Regions from separate parts of the Homo sapiens genome. Here regions 2 and 3 are each linked to region 1. Evidence: chromatin loops called from intact Hi-C (ENCODE). Cell type or tissue: PC-3. All regions are shown on one strand.

Region 1 (4,000 bases):
CTATCTATCCAGCCTTCTGGAAGATAAGGCATTTACATTCATGAATGGAAGTACTCCTTGGCCAGCAAAGAAACTAGTGATATTTCCAATTATGACAACTGTGGGTATCTTTGAAAATAGATTTTTTCCTCCACTTTATATTTACTAGGTGAAGTCCTGTCTTAACAAAAAGCAAAAACCTATTTCCTCGATTTCTAAAGAAAAACAAGCCATTTTTTTTCAAGACAATGTTTACATATAATTTTCCTTGATGCTTAGTAACAAATGATTGGATTTAATCTGGTCCTTCTGAACCCTGTGCTCAAAATTATATTTGAATGTTGAGTTTTCCTAAATACTTTCTAAAACAGGAAAAAAATAAAAAAATATGATTACCTTTGCCAGAGTTGGGGGTTTTGATATGTTTCCATTTGCACCTCCAGCTTCACTGGGGATTTTTAATCCAAAAGACCAACCTCCAAGCCTGTTAACAATGAACATTGTGTTAGTGCTTCAACCACAGAGCACCAGGACTTCTAATCAGAGGGTATTCATTACTAACCCCACCAGGTACAGCAGTCTTAGGACAGTAGCCAACTGAGCATCTGTGGTCTGTGACATGAACACACAGGCAGACAGGTGCTGTGCTGATGCAAGTTTCCTGGCTCCCAAGCCAGGCAAAACGGAAGGCACTGATAATTGAGAAGGTGTGGATAAGGCTGGCCACATTAGAAAGTGTACTTGTCACACCTTACTGTCTTGTTAGGAAATACATGCCATGTAACAGGTAGGGCTTGATCATCAGCACTGTTATTATTTTAATTAATGGTCATTCCCTCTACAAATCCATTATTCAGAATTTCTTGGGCTAGGTGTGGTGGCTCACACCTGTAATCCCAGCACGTTGGGAGGCCGAGGCAGATGGACCACCTGAGGTCAGGAGTTTGAGACCAGCCTGGCCAACATGGTGAAACCCTGTCTTTTTCTGTATTTTGTAAAAATACAAAAAAAAAAATTAGCTGGGCATGGTGGCAGGCACCTGTAATCCCAGCTACTCAGGAGGCTGAGGCAAGAGAATCGCTTGAACCTGGGAGGCGGAGGTTACAGTGGACATCGTGCCACTGCACTCCAGCCTAGGCAACAGAGCAAGACTCCATTTCAAAAAAAAAAAAAATTTCTTAATAGTGGTCATAATCTTTTGAGCCACTCTGGTTTGTCTTCCCTACTCTATTTCTTTAATCTTTCACTCAAATCTTGTCTGGTTTAGGAAAGCATTCCAGACAATTTCAAGTGGGTTAGATGTTCCTTGTCTTTTGAGTTCCCACAATACCCTGTATTTCCATCCATTGTTATCAATTACCACACTGGGTTTTATTGTCTATTTGCTGGTTTATCTTTATGTAGCTCTGTGAATTTTTCCTGGGTGGGAATTATATCTTTTTTTAATATCTCCATGAGTTGCACAGTATCTTGTATCTATTAAACTTCAAAAAAAGGGTTAACATTTAAAAAAATATAATGTTAACTATTATCTAAATAAATTTTGTCTTCCACTCACTAGATAAAAGGAGACTGAAGAATAGTCTTCTCTTCTATCACAGTGTTCTACTCTCAGCAAAAATTCAGGCAAAGGAATAAGTACACATTCCCAACTGGCTCAACTGAATACACTCATTCATTCAACAGATACTGGTTGAACATCTTTGATGTGCCAGATAATATTCTAAGTTCTGGGCACACAAGTTCCCACCTTCAAAAAGCTATCGGCTCATGCCTGTAATCCTAGCACTTTGGGAGCCTGAGGCGGGAGGATCACCTGAGGTCAGGAGTTCAAGACCAGCCTGACCAATATGGTGAAATCCCATCTCTACTAAAAATACAAAAAAATTAGCCAGGTGTGGTGGCAGGTGCCTGTAGACCCAGCTACTCGGGAGGCTGAGGCACGAGAATCTCTTGAACCTGGGAGGTGGAGCTTGCATGCTGTAAACTTATCTGCTCTTATTTCCTAAAGCAGTAAAACAGCTTCTGGCTCTCGTGCTTCTGCCACTGACAAATCTCAATTGATAGGATTTCCCCCAGCACTTAAAAGAGTGAAAGTCAGCAGTAAGGAATCTTATTAAGGTCCATGGCATCTATGTGGAATTTTTTTTGTTTGTTTTTGTATTCAATTAGACTTTATTATATTTAAATATTAGAAATGGATGAGAAACAGATGACAAAACTATTTGTCTACTTTCAATGTAAAAACATGGACACAGGAAGGGGAACATCACACACTGTGGAATTTTTATGAGCACCAAGGTCAGTCTTAGATTTTTGACTTTTTAAGAACATTAGCATTTAAAACAATAAGTTTTCCATAGTAATCCAAACAAGTAAAGACCCAACAAGAGTATTGAACACACCTTGGTTTTTCAGATGGTGCCAGCAAGTACTCCTCCATATTGAAGCCTGAGAGATTCAACAGTGTGTGGCCCAGGTGGTTGGTCAGGTAGGGAGCACTAGCACTTCTATTTGGACACTTCTGAAATTGTTTTCAAAAAGATAAAAACAAACTTTTTTATAATTCACAAACTGGTTCACTGACATTACTTGAAACTACATGTGATTGTTCTCTAGCTTTCAATTTTTAATAAATTATCTGCAGCCCTTTATATGTTCTAATTTCTAAAATCTCTTTCAGTCACATGTATTTGAGAATTATGCCAGAATACCACTGTGACTTATGCAGTCAATTATATCTGAGAACTTCAAATCCTTTTCTGTATGTAAGTTTGGGCAGATTTATAAAAACTAAAAAGAAAAAAAATGTTTTCACTGGGGTGATCTTGCATTTGACGAACCTGAAAGAGAGTCAGAAACAACTAGTGGGAGGAAGATAAGCAGGATAATTCAAAGGCGTGTGTCTCTTTCATAAGGGTCTAAAGTAGAAATCAAACAGCTTTTCTCCAGCGACTCACCAGCATGCCAACACCAGCTCTGCATCATGGAATAATCACCTAACAAGGTAGGAGGAGGTGATCAACACAACGCAAAACCCAGGCCACTGGAGGCTGCGCAATGATGTGCTCTGCCCTGCCACAGACCGGCTTTAGAGTTAATGTGCTTTGTTTCCATTTCTCAAACACTTTCAGAAAAGATGATATATTAAAATAGGAAACGACTCTGTCTCTGAGTCTTTTGTTATCAAAATGCCAGGGGTTTGGTCTTGCTGCACAGAAAGCCAATCACTGAAACAATGAGTGTTGCCAGGGAGGAAGCTTTTAGCTGAGTTCTGCAGCTGAGGAGAATGAAAGAGAAAGTCTCAAATCCATCTCCTCAACCATCTAAAACTGGTGGGGGTTATATGGAGGGGAAAATGGGAAAACAGGAAAGAAGGAGGGGTAAGGAAGCAATCATGATGGATAAGACGTCTGGAGTCTCATTTTCTGAACTCAGAGATCTAACGTATTTCAGTCCCTTGCCTGAGGATCAGTTTCTTGAGGAAGAAACTCAGGTGAGAGAAATGTAAGTTTCAACTTTTAAGACCAGGGAGGGTCCATTTCTATGTTTATTCGAAAATCCATAAATATTACTTCTAAGAGACATTTGGGCCAGTTTCACATTCATTACAGCTTTGGAAGCTTGTCTGCTTATTTGCAAAATGAAAATGAAAACAGGCTTACCTAAATGCATGGATTTGCTGTTAGGTTCAGATACACATGAAAGAACTACAGCAAAGTAAGAAGGGCGATATGCATTTAAGATACTACTTTCAGGGTCTTGAAAGAAAGGCTTGAGGAAAGATACTAAAAAGAATAATAATTGTTGTACATAATAATTCAGCAAGACTCTCACTTATTTGTGGAATCTAAAAAAGTCAAACTCATAGGAACAGAGAGTAAAATGGTGATTGGCAGAGAGGATGTTGGTCAATGGATACAAAATTTCAGCTAAACAGGAGGCAAAAGTACAAGAGATCTATTGTACAACATAATGACTACAATTAGTGACAATGTATTGTACCTTGAAAATTGCTAAA
Region 2 (4,000 bases), 120 kb after region 1:
ATGTCAGTGGAAAATATCTGGCATTGCTTCAGACTTCAACATAAAATCTTCTTTCTGGAACAGGGACTCAGCTATTTTGTACACCAGAACCCCAGCAGAGGAGAGGGAAGCAAAACAGAGAGGCTCAGGTTGGTTATGGGACAAGATCCATTTCCAAAGTCCCCAGCCTCCCTATCTTTGTCTCCCAGGCAAGGTTTAAGGATATTTACCTCTTCTATCTGTATCTCCTGCTCATACACCAACTTTCTGACCATGCTGGCCACAGACACCATCCACGTCAGCATCATTATCAGTGGAAAAAAGAAACCAACGTTGTTCAGGAATCTGTAAGGGGATAATTCAGTCAGCATCCGGAGACAAGCAAAATGACTCTACTAATTTTTTACATTTTTCTTCCAAGTTAGAAAGCTCTTTCAGGAGTGATATCTCCTTTGGTCATTTCTACATGCCTGTGACTTAGGTAGGAGGGCCATGATTGGTGTGCTGATTTTGTAGGTATGCAAATTCATGAAGGAACCCATGAAGGAGACACAACTGGTTCGAGATCTCTCAGAGAGCCATAGCCCAACCACAATACTCTCTGACACCTGCCATAGGCAGAGCAGGTTGGAGCAAAGCAGGTCATTAATCCATGCCTGCCATTTCCCCCATTTAATTGGGACCATTATCTATCTTCAATTATTGATATTAATTGATCACAGATTATCATCTACAAAATACGTGAAAATTGGCAAATGAAAGTCTTCCTTTCTATTTTCCTAACACTCATATTTCAACCCACTCTAACTGGGCTCCATTTCTAATATACACTTGAAATGACTCTTATCTAGGGCATCAATGACAGTCATGCCTCAAAATCCAATGAGAATTATCCAGTCATTTTCCTTCTTGAGTTCTCAGACATGTTGGATGGCATTGGTCATTCCCTCCTCCTCTCTTTTCTCTTAGCTTCCAGAACAACTCCCAGCTTTGCACCCACATCTTGGCAACTTCTCCTTTACCTGCCTTTAAATGTAGGCATTCCTACCTCAAGCTGGACCCTCTGTCTTCTCACCACATACTCTCTGAGCTCTAAATCCACATAATAATTATTTATTCAACATTGAGACCAACTGAAGGTACAAGCCGTGTTACTGGGCTGGTGATACATGAATGAGCCAAACAGAAAAAGGTCCTGCCATTAAGGATCTTTCATTCCAGTGTGTCGGCAAGGTGGGAGGGGACATAAAATAATCCAATAAACACAGAGATTGCTATGTTCTGTCTCTGCCAAAACTCATGTTGACATTTAATTGCCCATGTGATGGTATTGAGAGGTGATGCAGCCTTTAAGAGGTGTTTGGGTTATGGGGTCTCCACACTCATGAATGGATTAATGCAGTTCTCATGAGACAAGTTGAGTTTCCAGGATACTGGATTGATAGATTCCAGGTACTTGAGATAGCTGGCTGTTATGAAGCAGGGTTGCCTCTCATGTATGGAGCGCACACCCTCTTCCCCTTACACTTTCCGCCATGAGTTGAAGTGGCATGACACCCTCAGCAGAAGCTGACCAGAAAGGCTGCCTGATCTTGGACTTCCTGCCAGAATTATGAGCCAAATAAATTTCTCTTCTTCACAGACTACCCAGTCTCGGGTATTCTGTGATAGCAGCACAGAAAGGACTAAAACAGAGATGCATAATATCAGGTAGTGATAAATGCTATGAGTAAAAAAGAACTAGCTTAACCAAAAGTGAGAAGGAATGCTATTTCAGACAGGGTGATTAGCTGAGCTGACAGCGGGAAAAAAATACTCAAGCAGAAAGCGGATGAAGTAAGGAAATGAGTCACACAGGTATCTAAAGGAAGACTGCTCCAGGCAAAGGAAAAAAAAGGGCAAGGACCAGAGGTTGGAGCAAGCAGAACACGGGTCACAGTGAAGCCATCAGGTCCTGGGCTTTTCTTTGATGAAAGACTTTATATTAGAGCAGAAATAAATAAAATGGAGACTAAAGCTTTGATTACTATGGTTTTGTATTATATTTTGAAGACAAGTAGTGTGATGCCTCCAGCTTCATTTTTTTTCCTCAAGATAGCTTTGGTTATTCTGGGTCTTTTGTGGTTCCATATAAGTTTTAGGATTTTTTTCTATTTCTGTGAGGAATGTCATTGGTATTTTAATAAGGATTGTATTGGATCTGCAGATTGTTTTGGGTAATGTAGACATTTTAACAATTTTTTTAATCAATAAGCATAGGATATCTTTTCATTTTTTATGTCCTCTTTAACTTCTCACATCACATCAACATTTCATAGTTTTCTTTGTAGATATCTTTCACTTCTTTGGTTAAAAACAGACACATAAACCAATGAAACAGAATAAAGAACACAAATATAAACCCACACATTTGTAGCCAACACATTTTCAACAAAGGCTCCAAGTTCATACATTGGGAAAAGGACTATCTCTTCAATAAATGATGCTGGAAAAACTGAATAACCATATGCAGAAGAATGAAACTAGAGCCTTATCTCTTGCCATATACAAACATCAACTCTAAATAGATTAAAGACTTAAATGTAAAGCTCAAAACAATAAAACTACAAGAAGAAAATATCAGAGAACTGCTTCAGGACACTGATTCTGGACAAAGACTTTTTGTGTAAGACCTCAAAAGCACAGACAACAAAAGCAAAAATAGACAAATGATGTTACATCAAGCTAAAAAGCTTCTGCAAACAAAGGAAACAATCAGCAAAGTGTAAAGACAACCTACAGAATGGGAGAAAATATTTGCAAAGTATCCATCTGACAAGGGACTAATAGCCTGAATATACAAGAAACTCAAACAAATACAATAGCAAGAAACCCACATAATCCAATTAAAACATAGGCAAAAGATCTGACTCAATATTTCTCAAAAATAAACGACCACAAATGGCCAACAGTTATACAAATATATGCTGAACATCATGAATCATCAAAAAAATGCAAATCAAACCCACAGTGAGATATCATCTTACCCCAATTGAAATAGCTACTATCAAAAAGAGAGAAAATAACAGACGCTGGCAGGGATTTGGAGAAAAGGGAAAACCCACACTCTGTTAGGTGGGAATGTAAATTAGTAGAGACACTGTGGAGAACAGTATGGAGTTTCCTCAAATAACTAAAAAATATAACTACAATATGACCCAGCAATTCCAATGCAGAGTGTATATCTAAAATAAAGAAAATCAGTATATCGAAGAGATATGTGCACTCCCATGTTTATTGCAGACTTATTCACAATAGCTAAGATATGGAATCAACCTAAGTGTTCATCAATGGATGAAAAGATAAAGAAATGTGGCATATATACAAAATGGAATATTATTTAGCAATTACAAAGAAAAAATCCTGTTATTTGAAGCAACACGGATGGAACTGGAGGACATTATATTAAGTGAAATAAGCCAGACACAGAAAGACAAATATATGTTCTAACTCATACGTGGGAGCTAAAAATAAAATGAACTCATTGAGGTAGAAAGTAGAGTAGTGAGTTACCCAGATGCTGGGAAGGGTAAAGGGGAGGGGAAGATAATTAGAGGTTGTTTAGTGTGTACAAATGGAGGGAAGGGATAAGTTCTAGTGTGCAATAGCACACTAAGGGAACTGTACTTAACAATAACTTGTATATTTCAAAATAGCTAGAAGACAGGCTTTGTAATATTCCTAACACAAAGAGATGATTGTTGAAGTGATGGCTATCTCAATTACCCTGATTTGATTATCACACATTGTACACATGTATCCAATTATCACAAGTAACTCATGAATATGAACAACTACTGTGTATCAATAAAAAAGCAAAAAAAAGTTACATTGACTAGCGTGAGAAGCCTTCTCCTAGACCCTATTTCCAGGGAAACAGAAGACGGAGGCTATGTGAGAAATCCATATGTTTTCAGGAAGCACTCTATCTTTGTGGCAATGGAAAAGTAAGCTTTTGAGCTGTAAGGTCATTAATGGCACC
Region 3 (4,000 bases), 91 kb after region 1:
GCAGACTAATCAGCTTCTTGACAACCAGTTTTCCCGCTGCCTTTGAATTCTTTTCATTTCAGGACACCCCTAGGGACCTTTTACTCCAGATACACAAAGTTTCCATCAACAGCCTCTGTGCTTACATGTGCTCATCTCTTCCACATTTCAAAGACAAATCAAATCAAATTCAATGCCTTCCCACAGAAGCCTTTTCTGACATTCTCAGTGTTGGTGGCTGTGTCATAATTCCATAGTTAACAACCATTTGCTAATTATTTCATCTTATAAATGTAGACACAGATGATTTTTTAAGTGTCTCTTTCTATTGTCTTCACTTCCTTACACAATGGGCAGAGGCAGGAGGAGCAGAGAGACAACTGTTTACTAACTGATTGACTTGCTGATGCAGCTCCTTCTTGGTCCACTGAGGCGCCTTTATGGAAGCAAAGAGCAGCAAATGTTCCCGGACGGTGAGGTTGTCCAACAGGATGTCCTGCTGCGGACACACACCAAGCTCCATTCTGACCCTCGACAGGTCTGTCTGTAGGTTCTTGCCATTGATGATGATGGTTCCAGAAGTGGGAGGGTGGAGCCCCGTCAACATGGATCTGCCAGAGAAAATAAGACAGCATGGAGAATACGCGTTGCTGATACTGTGAACGTCAGCAATCCAGTCAGCTCCAGGATGGCGCATGCATCCTGCCAAGAGCACTCACCTTCTGCTGACCTGGTTTTTACACAATCAGTTAAAAGGTGTGAGTAGTTTGAGGGTACATTGGCTGGTTGATGTTGAAAATGTGAGTTTAACATGTTATGCTACCACATGAAATAAAAATGCTCCTTGACTTCTGATTGGGTTATGTCCCAATAAACCCATAAAAAGTTGAAAATATTGTAAGTCAAAAATCTATTTACATCTAACCTACCTAACATCACAGCTTAGTCTAGCCTACCTTAAGTGTACCCAAAACATTTACATTAGCCTACAGCTGGGCAAAATCATCTATCACAAAGCGTATTTTATAATAAGGTGTTGAATATCTCTTGCAATTTATTGAATATTGTACTGAAAGTAAAAAGCAGAATGGCTGTATGAGTCCTCAGACTATGGTTTCTACCTAATATGTATCACTTTCACACCATCATAAAGTCAAAATATCATTAAGTTGAACCATTGTAAGTCTGAACTGCAATCATAGAGCATTATAGTTGTATGGGACTTTAAGATGATAACATTCAACTTTTTACAGATGAGGAAACATGCTAAAGAAATGACATATATACCTAAATCCTCATCATTAAATATAAGCAAAACAGAGATACAAAGCTAGGCCCCAACCCTGGAGCCAGTCTTCTTTCCGCTGCTCCCGGGATAGTCTGTGTGTGTTAAAACCACAAGAAATCAAGCAGCCTGCCACCACAAGCTCACATGACCGACTTTACCAACAGAAGCCTCAGAATTGCCTAGTTCTGCTTCCTTGTTTCAGGAAGTTTATTATTTAAGTTTTAAATTGGTTTCTTATTTCTGAAAAGTTAAACATGCCCCTACCACACAGGACCTAGCAAATCCACTCCTTAGTATTTACACATGAGAAATTAAATGTGTGCCGACACAAAGCTGTATGCACAAATGTTCACAGCAGCTGTGTTCACAATCACTGACAAAGAGAAACAACCTCAGTTGCAACCCATGGATGAAAACATAAAGAAGCTGGGTTGCCTCCATATGGTGGATACCACTCAGCTGTCCCAAGGAGCAGGCTGCTGGGCCACCACCACCATGCCTGGGTCCCCAAAACAGTCTGCTGAGTACAAGAAGCCAGACATGATCCCATTTACAAGAAATTCTAGAATAAGTAACCTAGTTTTTAGTGACAAAGAGCAGATCAGTGGTCACATGAAGGCCAGGGTCAAAGGAGAGCACAGGAAACCTTGGAGCAGCATAGAAAGGTTCTGTATTTGTGGTGCTTGTTCCGGCACTAACCAAATGTGTCAAAACTCATCAAACTGTACACATCAACAGATACTGTTTACTGCACAAAAATTAAACCTCGATGAACTTAAAACTCTTTGCTATATTATTTTCAAACCTATCTGGGGGATACTATAAAATAGTTTATACACATTCCCTAGAAGTCTCAAAGACTGTTGTTTTAAATAGTGAAGACCCCCCCGTCTTTGACTGACCTCTCAGCCTTTCATCTAAGAATTGCCAGGTGGAGGCAGCCACTTAGGATGACTCAAAATGTACTACAAATGTACACTAAAAGCAACACAGTCATTGAACTTTAAATCATCTAGAAACTCCAAATGCAATTCTCATCATTCTGCTAAACAAGCAGCCCAGGTTTTCCTTGTAAGAAATGTGTCTTAGTAAAAGCAGGGTGAGAGGAACTGGCTGGCTGAGTCATTATTTGTGCAACTTGTGGTTTCCCAATTTTCAAACACTAAAAAAAACACTCACACGCTTTTCCAGGTCCATTTCTGTATCCAAGGAACAAATAAAAACTGTCCATATTCTTTCTTTCTATTTTTTCAGTATGAGATTTCTGAAGTTTCATGTGTTATTTTTCTACCTTTCTTATTAAGTCTGAGGCAAAGCCCTCTTCATTGTTTTAACTAATCACACTTTAATACTACATATTTAGTGAGAAAAAGAACAAAAGAGAAAGTGATTTGTTCAAAAGAGATATTTCATAATTTTAGTAGTTTAACCTTAAACCTCCACTTCTACAGCCAGCCCAAGGCTGTGAATGTTTGAATTCATTGTTTCTCTGGGAGCACATGATTTGATTCTTTAATCAAATCTAGAGCCATTGAATCCTAAACCAAACATCTACCCTTAATGAGAAAAGAACCACACAAAAACCAGAACATGGAAAAGAAAAATAATCAGGTGTTTAAAAAATTTGCAAGTACCACTGTGATATTCCTCTTCCTACAGATATGCAAGCAAGATGATACTTAGTAGGACAAACGCTGAAAGTGCCAAAGGACTTTCAAAGACTAAAGTACAACATGGTAAATTATTTGTAGAAAATACAAGAATTAAGCCTTTTAAAAAGCTATCCACCACTACCCCTTTGACTGAGCCCCAGGCCTACAGTGCACCTGTGCGGTTGAAGACATAGGGCCTCTCTCACACGGGCACTCATGAGGGGCTCTGCCTTTCACCCGTGTCTCTAAACTCTGTATTGAGACTCAAAATTTTAAAAAAAGGAAAAGAAATCAAACCTTCTGTCTCACAGGTAAACTGAAGTTTTAAGAATCAAATGCCCAGTGTTTGATAAGGGTAAAATGGGACCCACATGATAGTGGTTTTCCCGGCACCGTTTGTCCCCAGCAGGGCGGTGATTTGGTCTCTGTAGAAGGTCAGGCTGAGGTCTTGGACCACAGCCTTGTGGCCCTCATATTCCTTGGTCACAGACACCAGGGTGACTCCCGGGGCACTTCCTTCAAGCTCTCCTTCCCTGTTTTGCAGTGATGACCCTGTGAGAGAGATGAAAATTCATTGTGAAAAGACTTCAAAAGCCCTAAAAATAATGCTCATATTTATTAATTCAGCATTCTGCTTTGAAATTGAATTCCAGCTCTGTGAAGCACACAAATCAACTCAAAAATCTTTCTTTAGCAAGAACAAGAAGCAGACTATATAATGGCAAACATTAAGTGATATCACTGATTACAAAGTTTTGAACCCTTATGATAACCATTTTGTAAAAAATAAAAAAAATAAAAACACACACATGTATTTTTGTTTAAGTAGAGAAAAAAACAACAGGCAGATTAGTTACACATAAAATGTTCATGAGAAATAGTCTCCTGAGGACGTGAGAGTGGATAGGTGCTTGTTGATGTGTTCCACATTTTCTAAAAGATTCATAATTCAGAAAAATATTTAGATTGTTTAGATTAGAATGTTGACTTGTAATCTAAACCCACCACGATGGGAGCTTGTTTATCTCTGAGTGATGCATCTCTATTTCCATGGAGATGGCCTATGGATTCATCCTTTGGC

The links. A loop is a pair of places that touch in the nucleus more often than their neighbours do. Peaks named below come from ENCODE experiments on the same cell type or tissue, not always from the same donor. Only the 100,000 strongest peaks of a DNase experiment are listed, where the experiment ranks them.
Region 2: it touches region 1 in a loop (13-fold over the local background); 1 of 110 quality-filtered maps calls a loop at or near these places.
Region 3: it touches region 1 in a loop (13-fold over the local background); 1 of 110 quality-filtered maps calls a loop at or near these places.

What each region holds. Positions count from the first base shown.
Region 1 is chr7:48,479,539-48,483,538 of GRCh38, reverse strand. It overlaps ABCA13 (ATP binding cassette subfamily A member 13), which reads right to left. Exons shown (of 62, transcript NM_152701.5): 46 at 2,385-2,503; 47 at 376-463. Among named protein-coding and RNA genes, the nearest start is that of LINC02838, 230 kb to the left of the region's middle. In PC-3, no CTCF peak of the experiment used is centred here; no DNase peak of the experiment used is centred here; H3K27ac peaks cover 491 bases.
Region 2 is chr7:48,364,118-48,368,117 of GRCh38, reverse strand. It overlaps ABCA13 (ATP binding cassette subfamily A member 13), which reads right to left. Exons shown (of 62, transcript NM_152701.5): 32 at 210-324. Among named protein-coding and RNA genes, the nearest start is that of ABCA13, 190 kb to the right of the region's middle. In PC-3, no CTCF peak of the experiment used is centred here; DNase peaks (open chromatin) are centred at 1,817 and 2,897; H3K4me3 peaks cover 492 bases; H3K27ac peaks cover 2,451 bases.
Region 3 is chr7:48,388,511-48,392,510 of GRCh38, reverse strand. ABCA13 (ATP binding cassette subfamily A member 13) reads right to left here. Exons shown (of 62, transcript NM_152701.5): 37 at 3,291-3,471; 38 at 372-590. Among named protein-coding and RNA genes, the nearest start is that of ABCA13, 220 kb to the right of the region's middle. In PC-3, no CTCF peak of the experiment used is centred here; a DNase peak (open chromatin) is centred at 2,340; H3K4me3 peaks cover 433 bases; H3K27ac peaks cover 2,533 bases.